Regions from separate parts of the Homo sapiens genome. Here region 2 is linked to region 1. The links are chromatin loops, found by intact Hi-C in ENCODE. Cell type or tissue: A673. All regions are shown on one strand. Each heading gives the region's core, and the rest is flanking DNA. Links, peaks and the distances in the headings are about the cores only.

The links. Hi-C counts contacts between places; a loop is a spot of excess contacts. Peaks named below come from ENCODE experiments on the same cell type or tissue, not always from the same donor. Only the 100,000 strongest peaks of a DNase experiment are listed, where the experiment ranks them.
Region 2: a loop joins it to region 1, with 15 times the contacts of the local background. A loop is called at or near these places in 84 of 110 quality-filtered maps.

The regions. Positions count from the first base shown.
Region 1 is chr12:82,319,762-82,337,226 of GRCh38, reverse strand. No RefSeq gene overlaps it. Among named protein-coding and RNA genes, the nearest start is that of CCDC59, 30 kb to the left of the region's middle. In A673, for the core only: a CTCF peak has its summit at 10,111 (motif pointing right); a DNase peak (open chromatin) is centred at 7,476.
Region 2 is chr12:81,640,217-81,657,681 of GRCh38, reverse strand. The region is part of intron 4 of PPFIA2 (PPFI scaffold protein A2); the gene reads left to right. Among named protein-coding and RNA genes, the nearest start is that of PPFIA2, 110 kb to the left of the region's middle. In A673, for the core only: a CTCF peak has its summit at 12,982 (motif pointing left); a DNase peak (open chromatin) is centred at 12,941.

The DNA of each region.
Region 1 (17,465 bases), core at 5,433-13,432:
TATTTGGGAAGCTTTAGCATATTAACTATCATCATAAATATATATCAAGTGTATGTTGCAAAGTATTCCATTTTGAGATTTTTTAAAAACTCCCCTGGATAGCCCAAATAATCGGTTTTACTGAAAAGGAAATGCAGAAAAACAGTATTGCATGGTTCTGAAAGACAGTGAGAGAAAAATGATTATTTTCCAATTCCTTATTTATATTTATTTAAATATAAAAGTGCCTAATTAAGTTATCAAAAAGTTCCAACAATTTCCATGACTTCTAAAAGAAAGCATATTTTATTTTCCTAATTAACTTGAAGCAAAATAGCTGCCACATTTCTTTTCAATAATATCTGATATATTGTAGTATGCTCTTAGAAACTTTTAGTTCTCTAGAGGGTTTCGTTTTATTCAGATCTTTCAGGAAGGAAATATGCTTTCAGAAAATGATTTTATTTTTTCATTTAAAGAGATTAGCATTAGATATTAACATTTTGAGTTATGTTCCTATCCTTTAAAAAACAAAACAAAACAAAACATGGAAACCCGTATTGAGGAATCCAAGAATGTGGGTTTGATAAACAGAGGTTATGGGAGATTGGGGCCCTGGACTATGTATTTGTTAATTCTGCTTTTCCCCACCTCCTGTGCACATAAAGAGCCATTAACATTGCAATGATTAATTTCAGAATAGCAGAAAACTCTAGCTATTACTCTGACATTTATAAAGGAATCCTTTCCTTGGAACACATGAGGGACATTTGTTCTTTCTTTCTATTAGATACATGCTCTTTGAACCAAAGCTAGACAGTTATTAAAGCCTGTCTGGCCTGAAGAATTCTTTATGGGGCTTAGAAAAGAAAGGCAAATTGATCTTTCCACCTAGCATTTATTCTTATTTTACAAATGTCTTCTTCTGTACTGCTTTATAAAAACAGAAGATTCCATGGTCTATTTTTTTCTAGCAATTGAAGGGTGTTTAACATGGTGAAGTTGTTTCAAGTGTTCAGAGAGTTGTCTGTTCTATCCTATAGTGAAAATCATTCTTCAGAAATAAGTATGTCTTACGTTTTTGGATTAAATTGGGCCAGAGAGATGTTGTTGAGTGAAGAAAAACAGGATAAATAAATATAGGAGTGGGACATCATGCACGTAGATATTACTTAGTTTTTCTCATAGAGATCTCATAGAAAGTTACTTCTTTATCATATTTTATCTTTAAAAATGAATTATAATGAAATGATACCTTGTAGATCTTTTTAGATGACCAAAAATGACGAAGATCCATGAATTTAAGTTACACTTAATTTGCAAGTAATGCAGCCACCCACACTTTATATTAATAAATATTACTACAACACAGATTATGTAGGTAATACAAAATAAGCAGAGAGAACTACAGATATGCTTTGTCTTGAAACTTATTGTCAATAAGTAGTGCAGTAGCTGGGTGCAGTAGCTCATGCTTGTCATTCCAGCACTTTGGGAGGCCAAGATAGGAGAATCACTTGAGGCGAGGAGTGCGAGACCAGCCTGGGCAACATAGCAAGACTGTGTCTCTACAAAAAAAAAAAAAAAAATCAATCAAATTAGCCAAGGATGGTGGTGCACCCCTGTAGTCCTAGCTACTCAGGAGGCTGAGGTGAGTGGATGACTTGAACACAGGAGTTTGAGGCTGCAGCAAGCTAGGATCACACCACTGCATTCCAGCTTGGTTGACAGAGTATAACCCTGTCTCTTAAAAAAAAAAAAAATTGGTGCAGTAGTTCAGGTAGGGAGACCTTTGTATGTGTTGACGCTATCTATCTCATGTAAGGCAGTTTAATATTTATTCAGTGATACTAATCAAAATAAAGAATTCAGTAAGTCTATACATTGTCTAAATTGTGTTAAACTTAATAATTCCCAGGTTGTAACATAAATTAGGCTTTAATATAATGCGTTTTGGTTTCTAAAATGAGATGAGAACATATAATTTGCACTCTCTGTAGTCACAGCATGAGACTGCTTAAACTCTGCAGCTGGATGTTTATAGTTACTTCTTTCCTAATTCTCTTTGCAGTGCTATAACTGAATGTGCTACATATTAAAATCCATGTCTTTTGTGCTGATGTATTAATGCTTTTTCTAAAGCTGAGCATTTAACTGCAAAAACAAAAATATTATGGACATATAAAGGGCTCTGCTACCCCTATTTTTTTCTGTTGCTGTAATTTAAAGAAAAATGAACTTCTTATTATGACATAGAACCTACGCAACTTAGTTCCTTATTACACAACTTCTTCTGAGGCTCCAGTGTATACATTATACAATGAATGTTATACTAAAATTCTTATCACTCAGTAAGCATCGAACCATGATGCCACACTGCATGGGGTCACTGTGTTTAGAAGATATGTTAGGTGTATATTTAAGAGGTGAAATGGATGGGACTTGGTATTTAATTAACTGAAGTGGGATGCAGTAGGCAAGGGAGAATCTTGGATTACCCCCCAATTAATTTTTTTGTGAGAAACACTAAAATAAAGTCATAGGCAGAGTCTGTGTGTGTATGGGGAAGTGGGGAGTAAGAACCTGGAAATGTTACTGTAATCAGGTTTTGGCACAATCCTTGTGATTTCCCTATACCTCGTCTGTACCTGTGTAAATGGTTTATTTATGAACCTCTTCTCTAGTTGATTTGTGTCATCTGCTTTCTGCCAGGAACCTGATTGGTACAATAATTGTAATCAGAAGCAGCCCCAGGAAACAGAACTTCAAATTTAGGAAATGAATTGCTTAAATATTTGAGGAGTATTGGGAAGAAATGAGATATGGATAATTCATTATGTGTAGTGACATTACTATTACTCAAATGATTACAGCTTTTGTCATGGGATGAAATATATGAGCAGGCCGAGGGATTGGGATATTAAATGATTATGAAACTTAGCTGCAATGGCTAACAGAGTAATTATAAACTTTTTGGTGTCACCCGGCTTCTTCTGATAACACCAGAGAGTGTAGATGTAGAAATTGTGCTATTGAAAATTTAAAATATCTGGCATGGATGATCAGAAAGCCTAAAGAGCAGATTTGAATGAGCCTCTCATTTCCTACGGCCATAGAGAAGATATAGAAGAGAACTAAGTCCAAGGTTTGATTGTGACAATTGCGGAGTTTTAATTCTAATAAATTCTCAACATCTCTAGGTCTCTTATGCTGATAGAAAAGTATCAGTGGAAAAGGGGTGAAGTTTTAAACCACAAGACAGAGACGTTTGAGCAGCATAGATAAGGCTGAGAATTTTCATGTTCTTCCCAGTCCCACCATCAATTTCGTCAAATAGAAGATAGTAAAAAAAGAAAAAAAACCACAAAAACAAAAACAAATCTCTTCTGTATAAAAAATCTTTGAATGCATACACTTGCCTCAGAAACTCATTCTTCTCATGGTGCACCTATAATTTCTTCCAGACCTAGAATGGATGAAAAGTAGTGTAAGAATTTCAGCACTTCACCAATCTGTATTGACAAGAGAATGTGTGTGGGAATGGATTTTAAGGGATTATACCAAGGAAGATAAAATGTAAGGTGCAATTGTGTTGAACTCATTGTCATGGATGCATTCACCCATAATATGGAATTTAATATTTTGACTAACGCATGTAAAAATACATTAATAACCTGATAAGTTGACTAATTGAAGTGTGGACTCACCAATAACCTATGTTTTAAAAAGTGGAAATGCCTGAATTTTGCTGGCATTCTCTAAAGGATGAAGTCCAAACACCCCCAAAAATAGAAATGTTGGAATGAATCTGCCCAGCCCCTTTTTACTTTACCTTAAAGTGGGGCAGTTGAGGATACTTCCTTCTCAAGGCACTAAGAAATGTGTTATTGAGGAAGGTGTGAGCCTGGTAAGCATGGAATTTTGCAAACTGGCTGCTAAACACAGCTATCATTAAAAATTAGACTAATTAACTGAAAAGACTATTGTAAAAATAATTATTATTTCCCCAACTACATATCTGTGTGAAACAGGAATGTCTTCAAATACTTCAACCAAAACAACATATTGCGACAGATTGAATGCAAGTGCATATATGGTGGCCTGCACCTGTAGTCCAGCTATTCAGGAGACTGAGGCAGGAGGACTGCTTAAGCCTAGGAGTTTGAGGATGTAGCACACCATGATCATGCCTGTGGATAGCTGTTATACTCCAGCATGGTCCTTGACAACATTTTAAGACTCTTTCTCTTAAATATATATATATATATATGATTACATATATATGTATATATGTAATTTACATGTATATATATGATTATCATAAAATAGCAGATGAACACCTGTCAAAATTTATTCAGCTCATTAATGAGATAACTATCAGGAAGACTAAGCTGGTTCAAATAAACAGGAATTATATTCTCACTGGAAAAATAATACTGAGTGAGCATGCCAGTGAGACACAAAACTTGTTAATATCCTATAAAGCAATAAAACCATAATTTCTTGGATTATATTTTCTACTGAAAGGAAATACCAGACAAAGTTACACAAGTTAACATGTAAAATTACATAGTTTGAGTCTTTAATCAATATTAGATAATTCTTTAAACATAGCAATAGAATTATTGATTTCCCTAGATAAAGGACTATTTCTTGAGTTGATCAATGTTTGAATTTGACATTAAAAGGATATGCTGCTCTCCCTTTGCCTTATTTCCAAATTTTGGATAATTTTTCTTAAGTGTCCCCTTATAATGATCATAAGTAATTTATAAAGGTTGTTCCAAATCACAAAGCTGGCTAGTTTCATAATATTTTAACCTGATTATTTACATACGTACCTTGAGAAGTATTAATTAATATAAGCCTCATAGGGCATATAGGGTTGAACAAATTGCTATTAGAAAATTAACTATGGTCTGAATATTTCAGAAGGAAAACAGAGTTAGACTTTTAAATTTCTCTTTTTTGCGGTTTTATTTTGAGTCTAGAAAACAAAAAACAAAAGTCTTTTTATACAAGATTTATTGCAGTGCCTATAAATTTGAGTGAATTTTCTCTTTGCAATCACTCAAATATTCTTAGATTCCTGGCTAGGAAGTGACTTTCCTTATCACTTGCAAGACTGGGACTTTGTTAAGTCATATCACAGGTGACAGTCCAGTTTGGTGTGAGGATGCTCTGGGTATTTGCTCCATATGTGAATTTAAATACTTATCTTTTTAATGATGAGCTCTAGAGAGTTATGATCAAGTGTAATTCTATAATATGACCTGAGTGGTACTGTCAATTTGTCCCGGTAAAAGGAAGGATGGATTCTTATTGAACCTATGAAATAAATGTGTTGCCATGAATAAAAAGGCTCAGTACAGTCATCTGTTTCTGAATTTGGAGAGGTCTCTGAGAATCAGATATCATTTTTAAAAAGTTTCATTTCAAATTGCAAAACTATAATCTACTGAATTAAGGGTTAGAGATAAATTAATCATAAAAGGAAAGATTTCCTTTAAAATGCTTCATAAAATAGATTTATAAAAATAATACCAATAGCATGCCAAAAGAAATAACCACAATTAAATATGCTTTACTAATGTATTTGATTCTATGTAAGTAATTTCTGTTCTTCTGGATCTGTTTTCTTGAACCTTGCATCTGGACTAAAATGATTCCTGGAAATCATAATCCAGTCCTCTGGTGGAGTCTAAATGTTGTCTGAGCAATGTTCACATTAACTCCCAAACCTGAAACCATGAGTTACAGTTACAGGTTATTTTAGGAAAGATTACCTGGTACAGTCCTTTCAACAAATCTCTGAGACTGACTCAATCTTTTGCATGTAGTGCATAACAGAACCTTCAAGAAAACATGAAATAAAAGAAGAAATTAGCAGTTGTTGATAAGACCGAATGACAGTAGTTAATTTACTAGAACAACCAAAAATATCAGAATGGAAGAGGACATGGAATGGTCAGACAATAAAACCAGATTCCCATTAATTGATACCACAAATGAAAAATAACTTACTGACCCTGTGCAAACCAGATTTATGTACACATGTTCCCTGTCTTAATGTCCAAACTCTGTGACTTCTCATTTTGTTCAGCCCTTTTGAACATAATTTATACTTTAACTCCAACCTGCCATCTTGAACTGGCCTAACATAACAGTGTGCAAAGGACCTAGAATATGCAAAACAATTTTGAAAAAGAAGAAAAAAATTGAAAATTTAGCTATTTGATTTCAAAATTTGTCACAAAGTTACACTGATCAAGACAATGTGCAAGTAGCATAAAAGTAGATATAAAGATGAATAAAACACCATTGAGTCCAGAATAAACCCATGTACAGTCAATCAATTTTTTTCATTGTTAACAAGGTAATTCAGGAGGAAAAGCATTATCCTTTCAATGCATGGTGGTTAATCAATGTTCATATGAAATATTCAATTCTGCAATATTCATATACAGAAATAAAAGAACTTTGGCCTGTATAAAACTTAAAATGATTCATAGTTCTAAATATAAAAGCTAAAAATATATTTCTAGATGAATCTTTGTGATTTTGACTTAGGAAAAGGTTACTTAGATTAAACTATGATATGTAGGCTGGGCGCAGTGGCTCATGCCTGTAATCCCAGCACTTTGGGAGGCCCAGGTGAGCAGATCACGAGGTCAAGAAATCGAGACCATCCTGGCCAACATGGTGAAACCCCCATCTCTACTAAGAATACAAAAATTAGCTGGGTGTGGTGGCACGCGCCTGTAGTCCCAGCTACTCGGGAGGCTGAGGCAGGAGAATCGCTTGAACCCGGGAGGTGGAGGTTGCAGTGAACAGAGATCACGCCACTGCACTCCAGCCTGGCAAAAAAGCGAGACTCCGTCAAAAAAAAAAAAATATGATGCATAAAGTAAAACATTGATAACTATGACTTCGTCAACATAAAAAAACTTCTGTTCTTTGAAAGGCATCATTAAGAAAATGGAAACACAAGCCACAGACTGGGAGAAAGTATTTGCACATTACCTATCTGACAAAGGACTTGCTTCCAAAATATATACATCTTAAAACTCAATAACAAGAAAACAAACAATCCATTGTAAAATGGGGCCAACGATCTGAAGATACACATCACCAAAGAAAATATATAGATGGCAACAAGCACAGGAAAATATGCCTTGTATCATTCGTTATCAGGGAAATGTGAATTAAAACCATATCTCTTAGAATGGCCGAGATGATATGAAGGGTGGCTGTGGTTATGGAGAAACTGGAACTTTCTGTCAAAAACTGCAAAGGGTCTGAGATTTTACCCAACTTGCAAGCTAACAAATTAGCCTCCACATTTTATGAATACTGGTAGAAGAGACAAGATTCTTGACTCAAAGACAGAGAACAGTTTACTATTTACAACAATAGCAGTAGCCAGAGTATTATCATTTTTTTTCACCAGTCCCCTGAAACCTGATCCCCACAGGGTTCTTCAATAAAGGCCAGCTGGATGCTATAAATGCAGTAGGTTTTTATCACAGCAGGGGAACTCTGAGCTTAGAAAATCTGTATCTTTTGTGATTTGCCCAACCTTTGACCCAGAGGGAGGCATTGTCTTTATTATATTAGACAGTAAACAAACCTACTCTCAGCTCTCTCAGCGCTGTTCACTATACAAATAGTCCTTAAAAAAAAAGGTAGTCTGAAATAAAAAAGCAGTTAATTCCTTTGCTCCCAAAATGGGCAGAAACTTGAAAAAATAGATTCCAATTACCACCTTAGCACCAGGCTTGAGACCCTTACCCTGTTAATGTTTCCCAACACTCACTGTGCTTTTGAATCACCTGAAGAGCTTCAAAAAAAAAAAGAAAACGAAAAACAAAAAACAAACAAAAAACAGCACAGGAGAACCAATGCCTATCTCCAAGATTTTGATTCAATCAACTTGAGCACAATATTTTTTCTTTGTTTATTCTCTAATTTATTTTAAGGTGCAGCCAAGGTTGAGGAAAAAAAATATTGCACTACTTTTCTGGCATAATTTTGAAACTATATTGGGAATCAGTATTGCTGTCACAGGTGATCACAGCCAGCCCCTAATGAAACCTGTGGAAAACAAGTGGGGAGAACGTTTTATCATTTACCTAATATGTAAAGCCGTTGCTCTGAGCACAGGGTGGGCTTTGAAGAGGTGGTTTTCAACATCCATTGGGGAGTTTTCTGAAGTATGAGTGCTGGAAAATTCCCCTGCTGCCTCTCTCCTCTCCGCACCTGAATTTCATGGACATGACTGCTGGAAGGTTAGCATTTCTTTTACCTTTTGGGGGTAATAAACGAAAAATAAAGAGGAATTATGATAGAGCCTATGACCTAAAATGTACAGAACAAACCTTATGTCCTGAAAGATATATAGGAATACCTCATTTTAGCTGTCTATCTTTGAATTTTAATTTTTATTAAGATGTCCAATTATAAAAAATATTAATACCTATTTTAATTAGTAAAAAAGTTCAAAAATGTATATAAAAAAATTAAAATTTCCCCCCACCCTCTCCATTCCTACCTCATTGATAGCTGCTATAAAGGGCCTAGTCCTTTCCTTCCACAACTTCTTTTATGCTGACCCAAACATGAAAAATCATATACAAATGCCATATTGTTGTGACTGCTTTTTAAAATTATTTATCATGGTTCATCTTAATGATTCATCATTAGCAATACATATTTCTTTCTGACAAATATGTATATATTATATATTTTATTTAAATAATTATATAATAAAATGTACTAAAATGTATTCAAGTATTTTATATTTGATTACTATTAGAATGTTTCCTATTTTTTGCCATTACAAACAAATTACATTACGTGTCACCAGATGCATGTCCTTTGGTGTTGGTACTTTGTTTTCATTGGCGATATTCACCAAGTGAAATTACTTCAGCAAATGTTGTGTGCCTGTGTGTGTGTGTGTGTCTTTGATTTATTGATATTGCCGAAATATTTTTTAAATGATTGCAGCAACTTGCACTGGATGTTGTTATATTTTGAATTTTTGCCAATTAGCCCAAGGCTTAAGTATCCCGTTAATGACTTGTAATCCTCACTGTGCATTTTACTTTTATTCTCCTTGACTATTAGTGAGGACAAGCAGGATTTTGTATGTTTATTGACTCTTTAGATTTCTTTTGTGAATTTCCTTAGCATAAGTCTTTGCTTATTTTTCTATTGAGTTCCTTTTCTATTTCTCACCAATTTATAGAAGCTTTTTGTGTAGTAGGGAATTTATGCCTTTATCTATCATATCTGTTGCAATATTTGCCCCAATCATTTGCCTTTGATGTTGTTTATGGTGTTTTCCTTTTATGAAAATATGTGTGTAGATAAATATGACTATTTTTCCCTTATCACTGCTAAGCTTCCTGTTTTTTAGAAAGAACTTTCCCATCTAAAGATAGGAAATTCTTCAAAATATTGTTGCAATGATTATATTAATTTAATGTTTATATTTAAATTTTTAAAATTCCGTCTGGAGTTTATTTTGGTTTAGAGTATGAAGTCAATATATATCTTTGTTTTATTTTCGAAATATGACCAAGTATTTAAGTATACATTGATTGATAAACTCCTAATTCCCAACTTGATTCAATTGTCATGCTTGTAACAATTCCTTAAATTCCTAACACACTCTTTTGGATGCTCTACTCTTTACACTGATCTTTTTCTTTCTTTTTTAATTTTTCCTGTGCCTGCTTCTGTTTTTTTTTTTTTTTCAATTTTAATTTTGGTGAGTATATAGGTGTATGTAGTAATGGGGTATATGAGATATTTTGATACAGACATATGATGTGTATCATCCCAGCACTTTGGAGTGTTGAGGTGGAGGGATTGCTTGAGGCTGGGAGTTCCAGGCCTCAGACTATTTTGATTATTGTGATTTTATATTATAGTAATAGCCTTTCAGTATCACTTTTTATGATATAAGCTGTATTTTTTAGGGTTAAAAGAGGATAAGTATATTTTAACTTGAATTTTTATTATAGTTGAAGTCATTATGCAACATATAAAGTGTTTCTGTTTTTCGATGCTAGATTATTATACAAATATGTGAATGACTTTTTAAAGTTAAACTACCCTTATAAGGCCAGCAGAGGGAGTTCAAGGCACTGTTTTACTAGTGAGGAATTACAAATTGTTTAAGAATATATTCTTTTACTGATTAATGGAATAAAGTTAAGAATTCAAAATATTCACTCAAATATCTTGATTGGTCAAAGTTTACACATACATAATCAAAAAGTGCCTATATATTTATAGCCCTCCAAAAGTCAAATCATTTAGGAATGAATCTAAATTTCCTTTTGAAGGAGGGAAATTTTTGGCATATATTTAGTTTATGTACACAGTGCAGATAACATAAAATTGAAATGAGTATAGTAAATGTGATTTCTACTTACCTTTTATGACCAAAGTCAGAAAAAAATCAGAAGACTGTAAAATAGTTAATAAATATATATAAATATATATTCTTTTGTCTTATTTGATCACATGAGCATAGTTTTCAAATGTAAGAATATACATAGAAACAGAAGAAAACCTTGAATGAATAATACCTCTAAATATTTTTAAGTGCTTTTCCCCTTCAAGTGTAGGAAATTAGAAAAGGATGAAAACATGATCAGCTAAAAGGGGATTGACTATTTAGCAGGAACTTTATAAATGAACTAATCTTGGATATGTTATTCCAATGGAAGTTTTGTTTGCAGCCTGCTGCTCTTTGCTATTTATAAATACTAGAATGATGGAGACTGCTAGGAAGCAGAAAATGCTTCACTGAACTTCTCGGTGACAGTAATTCAATCAAGCAAAGGTTACAAAAGCCCTGTGGGCTGCTTGTTATGTGATAGCAGAGGTAGACCTGATTTTGTTGTATCAGATATTATTTAAGTCAGGAAGCTTAGTGTTAAATTTAATGCTCTATCAAAGTAAGTCTATTATTCTGAGTTTGATATATCCATTTCATTTTTGTTCTAGATTTTGTTCTGTTTGTTTTCTATATATATTATCTGCTGTGTGTGTGTGTATGTGTGTATATATACAGGCATACCTCACTTTATTGCCCTTCGCTTTATTGTGCTTCTACTGTGGGTAGAATGCTATCAAACAGCATTGCATGCTACAGGCTACAGAGAAATCTTTTCTGAAGAGAAAAATTGGTTGATGAGGCAAACTTCATTGTTATTGTCTTATTTTGAGAAATTGCCACAGCCATCCCAACCGTTAGCAACCACCACCTTAATTAGCCAGCAGCCATCAACATCGAGGCAAGACTCTCCACTGACAAAAAGATTACGACTTCCTGAAGGCTCAGATGATCACTAGCATTTTTTTAGCAATAAAGTATATTTAAATTAAGGTATATACATTGGGTTTTTTTAGACATAATGCTTTTGCACAGTTAATAGACTACAGTATAGTGTAAACATAATTTTTATATGCACTGGGAAACCAAAAGATTCATGTGACTCACTTTATTACCATATATACTTTATTGTGGTGATCTGGCACTGAACCCACAGTATCTCTGAAATAAGCCTATATAGATTTATTTATATAATATTGTGATGTGTAATTTATTTTATGAAACACAATATATTATAAATAAAATTGAATATTTAAAGGTATAATAATGTGTTGATAAAGGTTTTAAAATTTATTTTAAAACTAAAATTTCTCAACTATATGCTATACATAGTACAGCAATAATTAAATTTTGAAAAAATATTCAGAATGATATATTTAAACTCTTATCATTATTGAATTTTCCATGCTTTCATTTTAAATATTTTACATAAAATGAGCATTTAAGTTTTGAATTTTGCTAGGAAACACAAATATAACAACTTTTAAATTCCTAGTCATACTTCGCAAAAAGTTGTAGTATTCTTGTAAAATACACTCATTTTAAAACAGGCTTAGAAAACAATTGTAAATAATATATTTGATTATCCATCTTTTCTTGGAGATAAGAAATAACAGAGTATTACCCTAAAATGCATTATAAAGCAAAAAGTTATACATATTTTAGTATATAAACTTAAAAATATTTCTATATTTTTAAGTAAAAATAAGCAGTTAAAAGACAAGCTTCAAACTGGGAAAAGACATTTATACAATATATTAAAGACACAGATCACAGAATAAACTTTTCTGATTCACAGGATAAAGTTTCCCAATTCAATATTTTTTAAAAAGCAAGCATTTCCAAGTATAGGTATTTCTTAAAAGAAAAAAATAAAAATGATTTCTAGATACATTCTCACCAGAATAAGCAAATTTGCATAATGAAGTTTTTCATCTATGTTTTTTGCCTTTCAATTTGGCTAATAAAAACAATGATAATGTACAGTATTGAAATTTGGGGAAGCAGTAACTCAGGTGCATTTTCAGGGTGTCTAATTTGATGCAATTTTCCAGACAATTTCTTGACATTTATCAAGAGATTAAAAAATATCCACACACTTTGACCTGATAATTACATTTCTGATAATTTATCCTAAAGATATAATCTTTGTCATTTTACATTGACTCTCCCTTTTTCCTGGAAGCTCTTCCTCAGATAGCTACATGGCTAACTCCCCACTGTCTTCTCATCTATCTTTACTCATATGTCACCTATTCGATAAGGTCTTCCCTAACTAGCCTGTTTAAAATGCAGATCGAATCCTTCCAACTCATACTCCCTTATTCTGCTTTTTTTTCTTTACTCCATAGCACAGTACATCTTCCAACATACTTATAATTTGTGTACTTATCGTGTGTATTGGTTATCATGTCTTCCCTCAGTTGAATTTAGGCTCAACAGGGACTGAAACCCTTGCCTTGCTCCAAGATGTCTCATTTCCCCAATTTTCTGGAAGAGTATCCAGCATGTAGTAGGTGTTTATAATAAATATTTGTTGAATGAGTGAATGTCAAGGATATTAATTTTAACATCATTAATGATAGCAAAATTTTTTTAAAAAGAAAAAATTTATCTTAAAAATTCCTCTGGGAATGGTTAAGTAAATCATGATCTATCCATGTGTATTATTTTCCTAGGGCTGTCATAACAAATTACCACAATCTGGGTGGTTTATGACAACAAAAAATGTATTGTGTCACAGTTCTGTGGGCCAGTGTCTAGAATCGAAGTGTTGATTCCTTCTGGAATCTCTGAAGAAGAATGAGTTCCATGCCCCCTAACTTCTAGTGGCCACTGGAATCTTTGGTGTATCACTGCAATCTATGCCTCAATCTTCATAACACCTTCTCTCTGTCTGTTGCCACTTCTATACTCTCCTAAGGTCACGTACCATTGGATTTAAGGCCCACCCTAATCCAGGATTATCTTATTTTAAGATCCTTAACTTAATCACATTTGCAAAGATTCTTTTTCCCAAATAAGGTCACAGATTCATGTAGACATATTTTGGAGGGCCACCATTCAACCCACTATAATATGTTACATTGTTACAGCACTATTTAAAAATCTTAGTTTGGTTACTGTTTAAAATCTTTAAAAATGTTCATAATGTAATGTTTAATTTAAAAAGTAGGCTGAGCCCAGTGGCTCATGCTTGTAACAGAGAGATTTTGTCTCTGCAAAAGATAAAAAATTAGCTGGGTGTGGTGGTGTGTGCCTGTAGTACTAGCTACTGAGAAGGCTGAGGTGGGAGGGTAACTTGAACCCAGAAGTTTGAGGCTGCAGTGAACTGTGATTGCGCCAATACACTCCAGCCTGGGCTACAGAGCAAGACCCCGTCTCTAAGAAAGAAAAAGAATAAAAGGAGGATACAAAACTTTATTTCTATGTGCATATGTGTGTATGTTTTTGTGTGTGTGTGTGTATATATATGTGTGTATATATATGTGTGTGTGTGTATATATATATGTATATATATATATATATACACACACACATATATATTTTCACACAGAGAAAATAATCCAAATTTTGACTTTTTTTTTCTTTTTTTTTTGAGATAGAGTCTTGCTCTGTCACCCAGGCTGCATTGTAGTGGCATGATCTTGGCCCAATGCAACCTCTGCCTTTTGAGTTCGAGCAATTCCCATGCCTCAGTTTCCCAAGTAGCTGAGATTACAGGTGTGCACCAACACCACCAGCTAATTTTAGTATTTTTAGTAGAGATGGGGTTTCACCATGTTGGCCAGGCTGGTTTTGAACTCCTGACCTCAGTTGATTCCCCCACCTTGGCCTCCCAAAGTGCTGGGATTCCAGGCATGAGCCACAGCGCCTGGCCAAATTTTTGAATTAATAATGTGAAGGAGGTGCCGGGCACGGTGGCTCATGCCTGTAATCCCAGCACTTTGGGATGCCGAGGTGGCTGGATCACCTGAGGTCAGGAGTTTGAGGCCAACCTGACCAACATGACAAAACCCCGTATCTAAGAAAAATACAAAAATTAGCGGGGCGTATGGCAGCGGGCGCCTGTAATCCCAGCTACTTGGGAGGCTGAGACATGAGAATAGCTTGAACCCGGGAGGCAGAGGTTGCAGTGAACCGAGATCGCGCCATTGCGCTCCAGCCTGGATGACAGAGAGAGACTCTGTCTCAAAAAAAAAAAACAACAACAAAAATAATAATAAAATAATAATGTGAAGGAGGAAATATACCAAAGAAATTAAAGAAAGTCTAATGCTGGGATGCTGGTTGGTAGGAATATAGGTGGTTAATTTTTCTATTCATAATTTCTAGCATTTTCCAAAATTTCTATTACAAGCTGATTTAAATTTTTATATTTACAATTCTCTTACTATGAAAAAACTAAATTAAAATAGACCTCATAAAATGATTTATTGGAAAACTAGAAAAAATTAAGTTTCAAAATGGCACAGCAATTAACCATTTCTTTTATATCTAACACCATCAGTTTTACCGTCATGAAATTTTTATGTCAATCTGTTCAGGAGGCTACGAAGTCATTTGTCCCTAGGGGTTTTCAGGAAAATATGAGAGAACCATTCAGTTGGGAAGTTTAGAAATTCACCTTTCAGAGAACAAGTGAAGCTAACACACTCTTGGACTCCCTTGTAGCCTTATGATTTAGTCAGTTTTAGCATAGTATATACATTTTATGATTTACCAAAAGCATATTAATTAGATTAAAAGTTCTCATCTTGTCTTTGAACTTGTCTTCTTTGGCCTGCTTTTTACATTTGACCTTATTATGCTCAATTTCTTCAATTGCTCTGTTTTCCTAATTGATTAATTAATGTCATAAGTGTCACCATTCTGTGTTCTCTCTCTCTCTCTTTCTCTTCCTTTTCCTCTTGTTTTCCTTGCCTTACCCAGTGAGCTTGAATTTGTATTTGGGAGCATTATCAGTCATGAATGGGGAGCAGGTGCTTACACAGGAGGCTTGCATTTGGGCTGTCTGAAGAACTAGTCTCCCCTATCTACCTGCTTAATAGCACATACGAGGTTACTTCCGCAAAGCACAATAGGCACCACACAGGAGTCTGGTCTGTGCCAAGACTGGATGGAAGCCGTGGAGGGAATTGTGAATATAAATGTCACAGAGATTCCTGTGGTTTTGTTCTCATTTATTTGAACCTTGATTGACCCAATTATTATGTGCAAAAACAAAACAAAACAAAACAAAACTGTAGAGGTAGAGTCTCCAAGATAATTGGGTATATACACTGGATGATCCTGGGAGGAAGGTAAAGATAGGGAAGGAAAATAAATAATTAGTTCTGTTTTAATATTTTAATGATTAAATTATTTAATGCAATGTGCAATGTTCTTTTCTAGTGATACATATGTGGGAGATCTCCCAAATGTATATATAGTGTACAATAAAGTCAAATATACTTAATCTGTTCATATTTATTAATAAACATGAATTAATTAAAGCAGGGAAGAACTTGATTTGCAAACATTACCTATATTATCGGAGGCATAAATGAGAGCAGTTTCCTAAATTTGCTAATTGTTCTGTCCTGCTGTGGACATTAGCCAGTATTAGGCCTTTTAGCCCCAACATGAACACTTCCATTTTGAATCTCGTTCAAAAGATGATACCTCCAGGAATTCAGCAACCCTTTACTTTGAAAATCTATCCGGTGTACCTCTAGGGAAATCTACTGGATTGTCTCTCAATTAGCCAGCTAAGTCTAATTCTCTCAAAGCCGTTTAGCACCACATCAATGATCGGAGAAGCTACATTTTATCAGATTGCATTTAAACTGGTGAGGAGAGTCACCTCCCCTATTTTGCACATGATACTGAGTACATTCTGGTGATGACCACTCCTCAGGCTTCAAATGTGAGCATGTCAGTTACACACGAGGAAAGTAACCAAGTCCCTGCCAATGGTCTTTCTCGATCTTAATCTTTGGTTCTTCTATTTACCTTAGATAACATTTGTAAAAGGGAAGGGGTGGTTACATTTGAAGCTAAGTGACCTAAGTATTTTGTACCCAACCTCTGATGGCTTCTGGAGATGAGGGTCATCAAACCAGAAGAAAGACTGACAGTAAGACTCAGACTTTCTTCTAGTGTCGCCTGTCTTCCGAGAATTAGATTTTTTTTCCTTGGTTATTTTTAGAAGCAGCATGATTGCTGCTGCCCAGGGATTAAGAACCGCAAACCATGTTCTCTATGAAACATTTTCAAGTCAGGACTGTGCCATATTCATTTTTATAATATTTGTGATGTGCCAGCATCATCAAATTCCAATAAACTTTTCTTCAATGCACCTAGGTTCAAGTCTCTGCTGGGACACATAAACATGAGCCAGCCATTTAAGTTCCCTGAGGCTCATTTTCTCCATCTATAAAATGAATGTTTTAAGATGCTGCTATTGTCCATTTTGAGGAAAAAACAGGCTAATGTTAATAAATATATTTGTAATCTATGGCATTGTATGGGAAAATAATTACCATTTTCACATGCTAAAAGTGTTTATAGATAAATAAATGCTGTATTGTTGAAGCTCTAAGATAAGGTTAAAAAAAGTTGTTGGAATACCCAATTTGAATCTTGACAAGGAACATTGGTATACAATTTTTTTGTCATAATATCCTAGTTAATTTTTATCCATAGCACTTTAATCACATATTTACTTGTTTGTTTTAAATATTTTCTCGCTTGTTAATAACATTTACTGAGGAAGAGACCTTGGTCTACCATGTTCCCAGCTGAATCCTGAGCAGTTAAAAATAACGTCTGGCACCCAGTAGACACTCAACTATTTTTGAAATAGATCAATACTACTTCATTGCAGAGAACCACTCACCACTGGATCTCAGTCTGCTAATGTTTCTGTCTGCTTAGTATTTTTGAAACTTCTTGAGACTGGAGAATAGGAATGATTTTTAAGATCACAATTTTTGTATCTTATGTAAATTGAAAAGAAAAATATTAAAAAGCGTATGTTTGGAGAAATATGTTTTGCTGCTGAAAATTACAGGATTATGCAGGGGACAAATTA
Region 2 (17,465 bases), core at 8,815-16,814, 680 kb after region 1:
CATCAGTTTGCATTTAATTGCCAAATTTATTTAGAAAATAAAATTGAAATTGATTCTTAGAAATCTTTTTCAAAATTATTTACTTTTTCTAGGGAACCCTAAACATCCTCCCTGTGACTGTGTAGCCTAATAGCCTGTTCAATCTCAGTTAGATTAGGGTTGATACTTGCTTAGTCATTCCAGAAAGAATGAAGATGGCTCTCTAAGAAGGTGAGTCTGAAGGCCAATCTCCAGGATAGCCCGAGGCAACAGGACGTGTACAGGTCCAAGGTAGCTTCTGTTGCTTCTCCATGGACCCCAGTAAGTTGGTACTGCATTCTATCTCTTTTGGCAAGATAAGAAATGAGCTAGTTTTCCAAGGATCCATCCCTGTTCTGTCATTAGTATTCATTAAACTTTGGCTTTGTAGGAAATTGCAAACCTCTTTGGCTTGGGATTCTTCCCTTTCCCCTCTCTGGGTCTCCAGAAGATTGGCGGCAGCATTAACCTTCCCAGGGGAGCTATGTCTCTGTGTTAAGGAGCACTCATCTGGAAGGAAAATAACTTGTTCTAGCTTTTCTTCTGTAACTAGACAGTCTTTTCAAGTGCTTACAGTCAGGGAAACATTAATCAGCAAAACGTGAAATTTATGCATTTTTTTCACTTAACATTAATTATAACCACTACAGGCACTTTAAAAATGGATCTGATTGTATATTCATAATAAATTAAAGTTGAGATTCTGCAGAATTATTACTTACAATTAAAATCTATGTTGATTCCAGAATACCACATAATAGGAATATGCCCTAAAGATTTTATGATCGGCTATTAAATTATTTTTCAAAGAGGTATTTTAATCTATTAAAGTACATTTAGAAGATTTATAAGTATTATAGGAAGAGGAGTTAAAATTATATATATTTAATATTTAATATTTTACCAAAAGAGTTCACCAAAGTTCTCTGAAAGTAACTAAATCATTTATATAATAAATTCTCTGGATATTCTTATATTTTACTCATAGACATAATTTATATTTTGATTGAAGCATGGTGAGAACTTTTATAGAAAATCCTATTTTTAAAAATTTTTCTTTCCTTTATCACAGATTACAATGGCTAATCTACATGAATGACTATTTTTCTTCTATTGACAACTCCTTCTGCAAAATTATTTTTATTTATTTTCTTGAGTTATAGATTTAGGGGGTACAAATGCAGCTTTGTTACATGGACATATTGTGCATGGCGAAGTCTGGAGAAATCTTCCGCATACACCTATTCAGAAACACTAGATTTCACCTAATTTAAATCACCATTCTCTAACAGGTCAAGAATTTAAATAAAAACTGATTACAACCAACATCATCATTCTAACTTTTAAACAAAAGCATGTAAGAAATTGCATTAAATATAAGTAGAAAAATGGTCAATTCAAGATAAAATTCAAGAATGTTTTTGAAACCATGTATTTACAAAAAAATTCTAAAATACGCCACAAAGATACTCCTCGAGAAGAGCAGCTAGATCCTACAGACAATAACAGATAAGAGAGAACAAATATGATAATTAAATAAAGGTTGAAACTAAAGTGATAGAAAAGGTATACCATAAAATACTAACTAAAAAGCCTACATAACTACATTAATGTCAATAACCATGGTCTTTCAAAAAATAATAGATTTAAAAAGAGAGCTTTCAATATTGAAGTTGGTGTACCAGGTAGGTAGAAAAATTTTTAATGTTTATACATCTAATAACATATATTTAAAATATACATACAAAAATTAACAGAATCAAAAGGAGAATAGAAAAGCCTCAATCATGGTAGAACATTTTATTTTACTTCTCCGCAGATCTGATTGGACTAGAATATAAAGTCTGTAAAGATAATAATCTGAGCAATGTGATAAATAAGCTTGGCCTTGGTGACATATATAGAGCGCTTACTTTATTTCCCCAAATTGACCAAATGAAGGCCATATACAGATAAACACATTAATTGTCAAAGAATTGAAATCATATAGAATACATTTTCTTTTAACAGCAGAGTTCAGCTAGTAGTTAACACTAAACATGAAAATTTTAAAAATAATAACTAAAAAGTGCTAAAATTTTTGGAAAACAAGATAGACACTTCTAATTAACCCATTGGCCAAAAAATAATTCAAGTACAAATAAGAATTTTTTTGATTCATTTTGAGATACTACATATTGACACATGTGGAAGGCAGTTAAAACCCAACTTAGAGAGAAATTTATAATATATTTTTAAAAATATGTATTAGAAAAATAAAGGCTAAAAATCAATTATATAAACATTTAATCTAAGAACCTAGGGAAAAACAAGTAAATAAAACCTAAAATATATAGAAAAAAATAATGGTGTTAGTAGCAGAAATTAATAAAATATATTGGAATATTTAATATAGAGGATAAAGGCAAAAGTTGATTTTTGGGGGAAAATTAACATTGACAACTCTCTGGCGGGTTCATCAAATAAACAAGTGAGAAGGTGCAGATAAACAATAGCAGAACTCAGTAAGAGTATATCACTATAGGTCCTACAGACAATCAAAGATAAGACGATATTTTCAACAGAATTTATACTGATGAATCTAAAATTGTGGATGAAATGGACAAATTCCTAGAAAAACACACTTCAACCAAGTTAATTCAAGAAATAAAAAATTCAGGTGATACTTCACATAAAAGAAAAAATCTTCAATTAAAAATCTCCTCTCACAAAGAAAACTTCAGGACCAAATGGCTTCACCAGTGAATTCTACAATCATTTAAGGAAGGAATTATACCACCTATTAAAAGCTCTAACAGACAGTTAAAAAGAAGAAGCGCTTCCCAAGTTGTTTTATTAGGTGTATTCATTTTCTATTGCTGCGTAACAAATTGACGCAACCTTAATGACTTAAAATAACAATCTCAGTTTCTGGGAGTCAGAAGTCTGGGAACATCTTAGATGAATCCTCTGCTTAGTGTTTAATGGACTGCAATTAAGGTGCTGGTGTGGCTGCTTTCTGATCTGGAGCTTACGGTCTCCTTTGGAGCTCATGTTTATTTTATAATTAGTTAATTAAATGAAGCAATACACAGAATATGACCTCAGGAGATAGTTGGGTTTATTCCATAAATGCTAGGTCTATATACTCATTATATAGCCAGAAAAACATGCTAGGAGGAAGACTTATGAAGCAATTCTTTTTGTTTTGTTCTTCTGTGCAGAAATTTAATTCTATAAACAAATCACCAAGATCCATACATCGTTGATAGTAATTAGTTAGGATTTTATGTTAGTAGGCTTTTAAAATAGTGATCAAGTGTCTCGCAGTTTTTACTTACAATTATGTTTTGTTTATTTTACATTTGTTAATATTGGGACTTACTATCTCTCAGCCTAAGAAAAAAAATCAGTATAAAATAGATGTTTTTTTCAACATCTTATATAATACAAGGTGTTATCACTCTGTATCTTTTCTTTACATTTACATTATTTTCTCATTTTATTATTATTTTTTAAATCCACAGATTTTTTAAATTTTTTTCTTCTTCGCTAGTACTTTTCATTCTACAGATGATTTTTTTTTAATTTTTTTCCATTCCTTGAATACTCCAGTTGTTTACTGGCTTTTTTTGAGTATATGCCATGACAGTTAAATTAAGAAATGTTCCCATATTCTTAGCTGATAACACAAAGTATATACACTTATACGCACATATTACTATATTTATATGTTTACTCATATCTATATTTAGTATGTATTCACATATACATATATTATATACAAACTATGCCACTGAAATGATACTTGTTTGGCTGGCATTGTGAAGGAAACAGCAGGGAGCTATGATGAAGAAAGGAAGGAAATCAAGGAAGACTTCTCTGAGGAAGTGATTTTCAGAAGATGGACCATCTGAAGATCAGGGAGATGAAATAGCAGAAGAAATGCAGTGGGTTAAATATTGTCCCCTCAAAATTTATATCCACCTAGAACCTCAGAATGTGACCTTATTTGGTAATATGATTTTTATAGATGCCATTAGTTAAAGATCTTGAAATCAACCTGGATTTAGGTTGGGCCCTAAATCTAATGACTGGTGCAGGAGAATGCCATCTGAAATGGAGACAGAGATTGGAGTGATACCTCTACAATCTATGGAATGCCAAGGATTGCTAACAACCACCAGAATCTGGGAGGGAGGCATGGAAGAGATCCTCTTTTGGAGCTTTTAGAAGGAAACAAATCTACTGACAACTTGGTTTTGGATGTCTGGGATCCATTTGTGGTAATTTGCTACAGCACCACTAAGATACTAAGACAAGGAACAAAGGATCTAACTGTGACAGAAATGTAGTGAGCTAAAGGCAAAGTGGCATAAAATGGTATTGGAGTGAGAGGCAACAGCTAATCATGCTAGGTCCTGTAGGAGTCTGGATTTTATTCCAAGTACTATGGAAAATGATGGAAGTGGAAGTACTATGGAATTACATGACAAGATTTATGTTTTAAAAATATTATGCTGGTTGCTCTTAAAATTAAGTGAAATAGAACAAGGACTGAACCAAAAAGAATCTGGTAAAGGGCTAGGCTAATACAGGAGTTCAGGTAAGTGGTGGGAGTTTGGTTTAGGGTCATAGCAGTAGGGAAGTGAATTGGGTTGAGATATATTATGAAGTTAGAATTGGGGACTTGCTGATGGGTTGGATTCGTATATTGAGGAAAATTAAAGATGGCTCCTAAGTCTGGGGAACTACTGGATAGATGCTCATGACATTTACCAAAACAGAGAACATAAGAAAGATTTGGGTGGGGTTGGGAGTGGGAAGAAAAGGGCAATGTTCTTTAGTTTGGCGTAGGTGAATTCTTCATATGGATTGAGATGTAAATTTCAGGGATAACAGTATGTAAATAATATATAATGATATGGGAATAGTGAGACCATCTACAAAGAGCAAGTAGAAAGATGGGAGGAAAGAAATCTAAGACCAAACCAACAATGAAGCAAATTAGAGGAAAAATGTGCAGTAAAGGACACTAAATAACTAGCTGTCAGGAAGAAAATGTATGAATCTTATATTACAGAAGGAAAGACGGGGAGGTGGGGAACCACATTCTATTGCCCCACAGTAATTGATATAACTGATTTATTTTTATGTAAATGAGGATTAATTAGTCAAATGACTGCATTCAGGACTTTCTACCTAATTAATATCTTAGGGAAAATTTTCCTCAGCAATACATTCTGAGTAGCTCTCTGAGATTTCTGGGTCTTTAGTCTTTGTGTTGTTTTTTTTACTATGTAAGATGAGATGGAAATGAAATTCTGAAGCAAATCGCCAATGATAACTTTGTAAGGCCACAATTATAGTTCACACTGCTTTTTATAGCTTCATGAGCCGAAAACCTCAATGGTATTCTGTTTTAAATTTTGCAGCCAGTTTATCTAGTATGACTTTTTAAAAATAGCATTTATATGTAAAATCCAAGTGAAGAGTGAAGAAGGCTATAAACAAATAGCCAATTTCAAATTTGGCTCATCTCCAAGGTAGAACTGGTCTTTCACAGTCATCCTACTTTTAGACTCATAGAAATGTAGAACTAGAAAAGATCTTACAGACTGTATAACTGTATACCTTACTTTACAAATAAAGAAATCAACGTTCAGAAAGAGCAAATAACCTGCCTACGGTCGCATCTTGTTATTGGCAGAAATGGAATTAAGATCACTAGTTTTCTTTTGGCTGGTCAAAACTGTCAACTGTGGAAACTCCTCTTTGTAATTAATCACAAGGGGATGCTATCTTCAAAAGCCAATAATACCAAAGGAAAGAACAAAACAGATAATATTTCTTGAATATTGTGGTTATGTGAGATAGGAATGAAGTCCTAAGAAATGACCCAAGAGTTTAATTCCAATTTTATCACTTATGAGCTCTTTGATTTTAGACAAGCCACTTATTCTCACAGAGCATCAGTTTTCTCATCTGTAAGAATAAACTTGCATTTCACTGTTATGTGAGGATTTGTGATAATCTTTTGGTAACTATAATGAAGACTTTAAGACTCTTGTAGCATTCAGTCATAACACCACTGAAGTAACACAATTTTGAATCATTACATCAGAAGCTGACCTTGAGGGAAAGAGTCAAGTAGAGGGAAAGAGAGAGTAGTAAGAAAAGAAAAGACAAAAAGAAAATAGCATGTTTAAGTTTTGGTCATGTAAGTGTAATACAATACAGATACATTGACTTTCAACTATTTACTCAAATTTTTTTGAAAAAAAAAGTTTTGTTAATGTTTCTGCCTGCAGGAAGAATAAATCTCTGTTTTACATCTTAATAGATTAGAACAGTTTTTCCATCTCTCTTGGTTTTTACCCATGTTACTGCTCTCATTTATCTCCCAGCTCCTTGGGGGAACTTAAACCTTCAGATATTCCTTTTCCCTCCAGCAGTCTCTTCCTTTCCATTAACTCACTTTTCTCTGCTTTGGAATGTCCCCTATGCTGAAGATCCTTTTATGAAACTATAATATCCTCCCAGTTGGGGTCTACAGCTTTACTATATAGCCAGATTCCTCAAATTAGTACATTATATCTCCTACTACAGTCTCTCAACTATGATTCCCTCCATTTTATGTGAAAAGATTTTTAACCTCCATCTAAAACAGAATGCTTGAAAATTATATCTGTATCTGTAATAATTGAATCCAGTGACCTAATTTCATTCTTCACTTCTCTTGCCCTCTCCGTAGAATTTAAAACTGTTCTATTTCTGCCTGGAGACTCCTTTCTCCCACTGTATTCAGTGAGCTTGTCTTGAAATTCAGTCTTTGGCCATATGTTTCTCTTCGTTCCTACCTACATTTTTACGGTGGTCAAGAACAATCATAGCTTCCACTGCAGGTAGCTAAATCTAAAATCTCTGGCTTCAGGCCAAATATTTCTTTTGATTCTTAATCTTCCACTTGGAATTAAAGAGGAAAAAATTGATTATTTGAGAAATATTGCATAGGTTTCTAAACTTCAACCCGTGCCTACCCTGCAACCTCAGCAATCTAGTTTTACCTCCCTAAACTAATCTAGTTTTACCTCCCTAAATTATACATTTAATTTCATTCCCTTGCTCCAGAACATTCTCTTTCTCTTATTTCCTATAGGATATAAGTCTATACATGGTAGATTTGCTCTTATGCATTAGGGATTTTATTTGAAAGCCTTAAGAAAAAAATGAAAAATACTCAAATTATTTTTGAAAATCCTTTAGAAAGAAGGCATGTTAAAGACTAATAGTACAAGTTATCCGGTATATTTAATTTTTTTACTCAGGTACAATAGAGAAAGAGTACAATCCACATTTTTAAAAATACACAATTTTGCTGGGCTCGGTGGCTCACGCCTGTAATCCCAGCACTTTGGGAGGCCGAGGTGGGCAGATCACGAGGTCAGGAGATCGAGACCATCCTGGCTAACCCGGTGAAGCCCCGTCTCTACTAAAAATACAAAAAATTAGCTGGGTGCAGTGGCGGGCGCCTGTAGTCCCAGCTACTGGGGAGGCTGAGGCAGGAGAATGGCGTGAATCTGGAAGGCGGAGCTTGCAGTGAGCCAAGATCGCACCACTGCACTCCAGCCTGGGCAACAGAGCAAGACTCCGTCTCAGGAAAAAAAAAAAACAAAAACAAAAACATAATTTGATTAGTTTTGAAAAATGTATGTAGTTCTTTAATCACCATGACAATCAATATATGGAACATTCCCATGGCCCTAAAAATTTCCCTGGGCCCCTTTTGAGTCAGACTATACTGACACTAATACCATATCAACCATTGATCTACTTTTTGTCATGATAGTTTTGACAATTCTGGAATTTTATATCAAAGGAATCACACAATATGACTTATTTCACTTAGCACAATGCTTTTAAGATTCTTCTATGGTTTTGCGGTATCAGTAGTGTAAAATAGTTCCTCTTTATTGTTGAATAGTTTTCTGTTATATACATATACCGCAGTTTGTTTATCCAGTTGCCATTTGATAGATATTAAGGCCATTTCTAATTTTCAGATATTATGAACAAATCTGCTCTAAATATTCAAATATATATTAAAACCTCTTGAGCAGATACCTACAAGTAGAATTTCTATGTTTTCCAATGAGTGCATATTTAACTTTGTAAGAAAATGGCATACATTTGCCAAAATGAAATGTCATTTGGCATCATCAACAATAATGTATGAGAATTCTAAATTGATCCACAACCTCAGCAGCACTTGGTATTGTCACTCCTAATTTTAGTCATTTTAGTGGATATGTCATATCTTATTCAGTTTGCACTTTCCATTTCTTGTTAAGTAATGACATTGAACATGTGGTCATGCATTTATTGGCTGTCTATATGCCCATTAAAGTTACTTTTTAATCTTCTTGTTATGGAGGTTTCAGAGTTCTTTTATGTAGTGAGTGGACAAAGCCATTATCAGATATGTGTTTTATAAATATTTTATCTGAATCTGTTGCATGCCTTTTTATTTATTCTAACAGTGCCTTTCAAAGAGCAATTTTAATTTTGATTAAGTCCAATTTATTTTTTTCCTTGTTTTTGAGGCCTATATAGAAATTTTTCTCTAAATAAAGGTGACAAAGATTTTGTCCTGCTTTTTCTTTTAGAATCTATGAATTTAGCTCTCACATTTAGACTTATGATCTGTGAATGATTAATTTTTGTGTATGGCATGTAAATATTTTTTCTCATATGGCTAGCCAATTGTTCTAGTTATATTTCTTTAAAAAAAAACTATGATTTCTTCCTTAAATTACCATAGTATTTTGCCAAAATCAAGTGACCATATATGTTTTGGTCTGTTTTGGACTCTCTTCTTTTCCATTGATCTGTAAGTCTATCTTTTTGCCAATAATAGAGTCATTATTACTGCAATTTTATACTAATCCTTGAAAGAGCTACAATTTTGTTCTTATTTTTCCTTATTGTTTTACTTAATAAAGGCCTTCACGTTCTGAGTAAATTTTAGAATCAGCTTGTCAATTTCTACATAAACAAAAAAAGAAAAAACCCTGCATGAGAGTCACCGAGATTACATAGGATATATAAATCAATTTAAGGAGAATTGATATCTTACCCATATTTAATCTCCTGATCCATGAATATGGAATATCCTCTCATTTATTTAGGTCTTTTAAAATTTTCTCAAAATTGTTTTAATATTTTAATTTCCATTTTTTGTTGATAGTGTATCAACTTACTATTGATTTTTTATATTAACTTTGTATCATGCAATCTTACTGTATACACTATTAGTTCTAATAGCTTTTTTTACATAGATGAATGTCAGCTGTGAAATTTTATACTTTGTTGTGTTTCATTTCATTTTAATAATTTTCCCCTTTTAAACTGAGCAAGTTCTTTTCTATTCCTAGTTTTCTAAAAGTTTTTTTGTATGTATGAATTGATTTTAATTTTATTAATTTGTCTTTCTTGCTTTTTATTGATTGAGAAAATAATGTGATTTTTCTTTTCCAGTGAATTGTATACATTGATTTCAGTTGTTGAACTAACCTTACTCCTTTACTAAAACATAATGGGTCATGAGATATTATACTTTTTCTGTAATTCTGGATAAAATTATATTCTATATTTATAGAGTTCTAGATTGAGTTTTTTTTTTCCTTTTGGTTAAGTGTTGCTCCCTTGTCTTCTAGCTTTCAATGCTTCTGACAAGAAGCCTCCTTTAATTTTTAATCATAGTTCCTCTTTTTCTCTTGATGATGTCTTCAAGATTTTATATATATATAATATATATTATATTATATATGTTATATATTATATTATATATTATATATACTATATATTTTATAGTATATATAATATATATTATATTATATGTATATTATATATATATATATATTTGAGACAGAGTCTTGCTCTGTTGACCAGGCTGGAGTGTAGTGGCACGATCTTGGCTCACTGCAAGCTCCACCACCCCGGTTCACGCCATTCTCCTGCCTCAGCCTCCTGAGTAGCTGGGACTACAAGCACCCGCCACCACGCCCGGCTAATTTTTTGTACTTTTAGTAGAGACAGGGTTTCACCATGTTAGCCAGGATGGTCTCGATCTCCTGACCTCGTGATCTGCTCACCTCGACCTCCCAAAGTGCTGGGATTACAGGCGTGAGCCACCGCACCCAGCCATATTTGGTTTTTAATAATTTTACTACGATTTTTCTGGTTACGCTTTTCCTCTTATCATTCTTAGAATTCTCTGAACTTTTTGAATGTATGATTTGTTCTTTTTTCATTATTTTTGGAAAATATATTTGCATATAAGACCATTTGATACTGTCTTACAGCTTTTAGATGTTCTGTTTTCTGTTTTTCCATTTTGTTTCTCAATATGCTTCAGTGTGGATAACTCCTATTAACCCATTTTCAAGTTCACTGATCTTTCCTCTACTATGTCTGGTCTGCTACTAAGCCCAATTAAGGGAATGTTTAAATCTCTGATAATTAATTTTTAATTTCTGGTATTTGTATTTGATTCTTTTATTTATAGTTTCCAAATTTGTGTTGAAATTCCCCATTTGTTTATACACGCTCCCCCCCCCTTTTTTTTTAACCAGTTCCTTCAAATTATCCATAATTTTTAATTTCATATCTCTGCCTGAAAGTGTCATCATCCTGAATTTCTATGTTTCTGGTTCTATGGACTATTTTGTTGCTTTACACTAGAACTTTTTTTCCTTCCTCCTTTTCTCCCTGCTTCCCTCCCCCCACCTTCATCTCCTTCCCTTCCTTCTTTCATTCCTTCCCTCCTTCCTTCCATACCAAACATTGCATTGGTTAAAAAACACAGAAGACACTGAGGTAAATATTTGTATTCCTGAATGTCCACTCCCCTTTATCTCACAGGCCAGTAACTTGGAGTTTGAGTTAGCAGAAAGTAGTTGAGCTTGATTTGGGCTTTAGTGTCACTATGGACACATTCAGTGAAACACAGGCTTAAAATTCTTCCTTTTATGGACTGCGCCTATGTTATAATTTGTATGAGTATTGCAATGTCAGAGGGTTTGTCAAAATGTTCCTCTTCCATTTTTAACTTTCAGAAGACTTTGCATGACTGTGTTGAAAGAGGAGTGAGGGCTTTCTCTTTGCATTCCTGTGCCTTCCCTAGCAATAGACTATTGTGGCTTCCTACTTACTGCCAGTCTCATGGTAGGAGCAAAGGAAAGGGGAGATTGGAACTTCATAGTTCTCCTCCAGCCCCAGTCTTATGCTGGCTCTCTGCACCAAACCTCAGCACTGGGTCTTTCTTCATTTCCCTTCCTGTTCTCTAGAGGGTCTAGGGTGCAATCAAGTTTTCTAGCCCTCCTTCAAGACAGCTGACCTCTGCCTTGAATGATTGGGTGTTTCTACAGGCTGATTTCCTGCCTTTCCCCTGTAGCAATATACTATATCATTGTAGAATTCTGGAATTAAGTTGGTGTCTTACTCCTCCCTCAGTAGCAGATGGCTTTTCCTACTGTAAAGGGCTGGTTGGAGGAGTAAGACTTCTATACCTTTCTTCATGGCAGCTGACCTTGGCCTAGGAGGAAGGGGTAAGAGTGTCTCCTGTCTCTTTGCCAGTGCAGCCAATCTTTGCCTGCGTCTTATGGAAGGGTTTCCTGTCTCTCTCCCATGGGCAGATGGCTTTGGTTATCAAAGCAGGACTAAATGTTGGATGCTAGACAGGATCTTGCCCTTCCTCTAGCAGCAGATTGTCTTGTTCTCTTTTCCTACCTGTCTCCAGGAGTAGCTGAACCCCTCTTGTAAAAGAGCTGGTGTCCAAGCAGGTGCAGACTTCCCTTGGAATGGTGCCCTCAGGAATTCTGACTTCTCATGATAGCCCACGCTAGGTCTTAAGAATTTTTAAAATGTTACTTGCCTCCCTACTACCCACTTTTATGGCTGCTTTCACTTGGCTCCATGTTCTGCTGATAATTAAACAGTTTGTGTGTCCTGTCTTTCCTCAAAGGAACTTGTCAACCTTTGGAATTTTGTTCATCTCAGAGGGACGTCTTAAGTACTCAGCTTTCTGAATGTTTAAGAAAAAAATAATACTTTTCAGAATTACCTACCTCTTTCTCATTTTTAGCCTGGGATCAATATTCCCTTCACACTTTTTACATCCGAAGTAGAAATAAAACTCTTATCTATTTTTTTTCAGTATTGGTGCATATTATTCTTCCTTTAGGTGGTTACCAGAAAAATAATTTGGTTTATGCTGAGGGGTGGTGTAAGCAAATCATGTAAAATATTGAACATTAAGTTGGGCCTCAGCAGGGTGAGATGTAAAACTGTATGAGTCTTGAAGGAACTGAGGGACCAGACAGTCAGGAAATATAATATTTGAAAAATATGATGAGTAAAATTAATACCACTATTCAATTTCTTTTTAAAAGTTCCTTCTTTCTCTTTCTTCTCCTTCCTTCCTTCCTTCCTTCTCTCTTTCCCTTTATCTCTCTTTCTTTATTTCCTTTTCCTTCTGAATACCTAAATTCAGGTTAAAAAAGTGTGCTTAGTATATGACTCCTCTGTACTTAGTTTAATATTAGAAGGTTTAAATATAGTATTTCTATGTTATATTCTAGCTTTTCTTTATTTCCAGAGAAGAATTTCTGTTCCAGCCAAAATTTTATTTTTACTATTCCTCCCTTTGTGTTTTTGTTTATGGCTACTATGCATTTTCTGAACTTTTAAAACCTCTAAATTCTTAATAACTGAAATTGCTACCAAAATGTTTTATACTTTTAGCATTTAAAAAATAAAAATCAAATGAAAATAAGTTTTCAGTAATAAATGCATTTTCACTGCTCATTTAGCGACTTAAAATCATGCTCAATCTGTATCATCATTGAGCACTATGCTTACATAGAACAAAACTGCTTCCTGTTGTAATTTTTAAATAAAGAGCACCACCTTGTGGGAACACATGCTTAACCATGTTACAGAAAATGGAAAACAAATATTAACAGAATAATAATGTTTTAAATTACTGACAGTTTATTTATTTTAAATTAGTATAGAAAGAAAGCACCATACTACTTCTGAAGAAAAAACTAAAAAGGTAGAAAATAGAATTTGAAAATTTTGTCAGTTTTTCATGTTATGACTCAATACAAGTCTGCAATATTGTACTTGCTAATGATTACTTTTTTATAAGTATTAATTATCTTAGAACTAAGATTTAGCTTAAAATAACAGAGCTATCAGGAACTATGAATATGACCTAATCTAGAAAAGCTTTATTTTAAAAATAAGGAATCCAAACTTAAGGGGATATATTTAGTGTGTTCACCAACTTACATATAACCAGCGATGTGATAGCTATATTCATGTAAACATCATTTCTATTTGCCTGAGTGAGTCTTGATGGATTTTCAGACAATAGAATATAGTAATGCATCATTTACCCATACTGAGGTATAGATTATCTAGCAAAAGTAAATTTTATCATAATGTAAAAGGTATAATACAACACACTACTGTATCCTTAAAAATGATTATTTTTATAGAATCTTTCTGTGGTGTATTATCTGTATTTTTAACAGCATATGTTTAATGCACATAACATTTTATGGAATTTAATTCAAAAAAACTTGACATTTTTGTTGGTCAAGGTGCTGGTTCTTTTAAATGTTTCCCATTTGACATCAATTCATCTCAGTTTGCTTTCGAAAATTGGGGAAAAGTTTGTTGCTATTCCTCTTTTAATGGGAAGCTCAGAACTGGAAAACAGCCCTTCCCCAAACAGAAAAGGAACATTGATTTTATCTCTTTTAAAATCACTCTATGCTTTAGAATGCCAAATTACCTTACTACTTGAAGACCTCAAGTCATATCACTCTTCTACGACAAAATCGCAGAATAATAAAATATTTTATAATGAAATTATATATTGTTTTAAACATGGGATTTTGTTGAGCCAGATTTTCCCCACCTGATTTTGATAACCTACCTTCAGGTGACTCCAAATTCAGTTACTCAGTCTGATAAGAAACCATCTCACTGTCACATCATCCAACCTGTATATCGTTATTTTTTCCCAAGATCCATAACTCAAATAATCCTGCCCACCAGGATTGATTGGTTATAACAATATTTATCTCTCTATTCTTATTACCAAATGTAATTCAAGTAAACATTCTACTTCGACTTATTTTCATTCATAATTTGTTGCATCTAATGAAAGTATTCCAGAGTCTAAAGAACTAGAAGCTGTAGACTTATTGGACTTTGTGTAATTACTAGAAATCATTATGCAGGATAATTAATAGAAATTATAGGGAAGGTGTCTGCAAAAGTATTTTAGTGGTTGAGGGGTCTTTGGTGTTTATTTTTCAGTTTCTTGATGTCTATTGAAAACCTATCCTTCAGAGAGATATGTGACAGTTATTCTGAATGAGTTTCAAATCATAATCCCTTTGACTTTTAACCAACTGAATTGAGTGTTGAATGATAGTATATTTTATTTTTATAATGATATTTTAAGTAATTTGGATATATATGTTTTAAGAATAAAATGAATATATTTATGAAATATATATACACATATAACATATATGTAAAATATATACGTGTATATATAACATGTAATAATAAATGTCATAGATATATACACTATATAAAATATATATTATATACACATAAGAGATATATAATTTATATATGTGTGTATATTACATATATTATTACATATGTTATATATACACATTTTTTACATTTGTGTGTATATAACATAAATATGTTCATTTCATTCTTACAACACATATGTAATACATGTTATATATGTATGTAATACATACATACATATACATGTATGTAATACATACATACATATACATGTATGTATATAATACATACATACATATACATGTATGTATATAATACATACATACATATACATGTATGTATATAATACATACATACATATACATGTATGTATATAATAGATACATACATGTATGTATATAATAGATACATACATGTATGTATATAATAGATATATAGTATCTATTATGTGTGTGTATATATATATTACATATATTATTATACTTTTATAATAAGGGGCAATGCTTGTTTTATATCCATTGTCCCTTATTGTAACACTGTACTAAGGACATTACACAGCATTCTTTAGTACAATAGTTGCAACATGGAAGGAACTGCATATATTTTCAGTTTTTATTAACATTATTATTAACATTCCAAGAAAATTCTTTTGTTACAAATAGGAACATAGGAGGGTGATAAGTTTTCTGACAGATGTAAAAGCTAAGGCCAGAGAGATAAAATAACTGCATAAAATCTTACATAACTCTGCATAGAAGTTGTTCTATAACTGGAGCTAATCTGCTATTTTTCCTACTTTTTTGTTTTACCTCTTTAACTTTCAGATATGTAAGCTTTTGTGTGTATATATGTGTATAAGTCTTATTATAACAGAGTCTTTGAGATAAAATATATATAATTGAAATCATATAGTTGAAATATCAATACATTTATCTATCACCTATCTATACATGTATATATCTACATATATATAACAATGATATAAATCATTGAAATCATCTCCATTATTTGATACTGCAAGCCTTGGATAACTAGAATTGTGTCATATGATAGGATAAAATATTCAATGAATTTAATCAGTAACACATGAATGCAAGAATATGAAAGTGTTAAAATATAGTATGCAAGTACAAAAGTGGGAGAATAGTAAGAAGTTCAGTTTGACTAGAGCAGAGTTTTCCTGAATGGATAAGCTACACTTTGATGCATAATAAGACACCCTGACACTTAGTTCTCCTTAGACACTTAGTGTTTTAAAATAGTAAATATTCATTTCACCTATGATTCTATGGGGTGGGAATTTGAGGTTGGCTCTACAGGGCAGTTCTGCTGATGTGGGCAAGGCTCAGGTGAACTTGGCTGGGCTTGTTTATATGACTGTGGTCAGTTGTCAGATCAAGGAACCTGGCTGTTCTAAAATGGTTCAGCTGAGACGACTCATCATATTGTGGGGTCCTTCATCCCCCAACAGGCTGGACCAGGTGTCTTCAATAGGCAGCAGTGGCCCGTGGCTCCAGACTGAGAGCAGTGGCATGAAAATCTATTGAGACACAGATTCAGAACTCATACAGCCTCACTTCTGGGGCATTCTTTGGGCCACAGTCAATCACCGGACAGGTTAGATTCAAGGTGTGCGTACCTTGGCAATGGGCAGATCAGTAAAGAACTGTGGTCACTTTTGTAATTTGCTGTAATCTGAATTGTGGCCATGGAAGTGGAAATGCTACATATGGTGAGATAATAATCAATGAGATTTGGAATCTATGAAATAAGTGACAAAGGGAGAAAAGCCTAGTTAAATTATTTTAACTAGGTGACTTAGTTAATGAGAAATAATAAAATTTATGTGGTTAAATACTTGCGGTGAAGTTGACCTTGATTAAAACCCATTCCAGACTATATTTAACACCTGTTATATATTTCAAAATAGCTGGAAGAGAAGATTTGAAATGTTCCCAACACAAAGAAATGAAAAGCGTTTGAGGTTATGGATATCCTTAATTGCCCTGATTTGAGCATTACACATTATGTACATGTATAAAAATACCACATGTATCCTATAAATATGTGCAATTATGTATCAATAAAGAATCGATTTCATTTTATCACCAATTCCCTTCCCTAAAAACTAGGCTTATGCAAACAACTTAATTTTTTTTAAGGTCTCATGTGTTTCTTCATTTGCAAAAAAAAACTGTAAATGATGGTTGCTAGCTCATTGGGTGATTAGGAGCATTATGAAATAATGCAAGCAAAATAAATAACTATGTACTTAATGTTCTAGGGGCTCAAAATGGCATGAGTTTATTATTTTTAGGATTTATATTTTCTTGGTAGTATTGTGAATAGTATCCTGGTTATAACAAAAGCACATCTCAGAAGGAAAAACTCGCTTGAAATTAATTCTGTTTTCGACAAAGTTTAATTGTACTGTCAATGGAAATGGATGATGGGGCACTAGAAAATTTAAACTGGAGTTTTAGATAGAAGTCATAGATAAAGATCCCCATATCAAGAAGATAGTTGAAAAGTTGTGAATAAAGAAAATATGGAGCAAAAGTCTGTGCAAGGAAAAGAGCAAGCAGCCAAAACTAAATATTGAGGAATTTTGAAAATTAAATTATGATTATTTGGCAAGTGTGATTAGATACGTAGGATAAGACGATATTTTGTTGTTGTTTGTCGTTCTGAGTTTTGGCTCATCCTGTTTCTAGTCACTCCTATCATCACCAACTGTTAGAATCTTATTCCTCTACAGACTTCTTTTGTATCTCCTGCTTTCTGTGTTTGATTATCACATTGCAATGTATCGTATAGGTAAAGAACTCTTCAGGGAGTATTTTCAC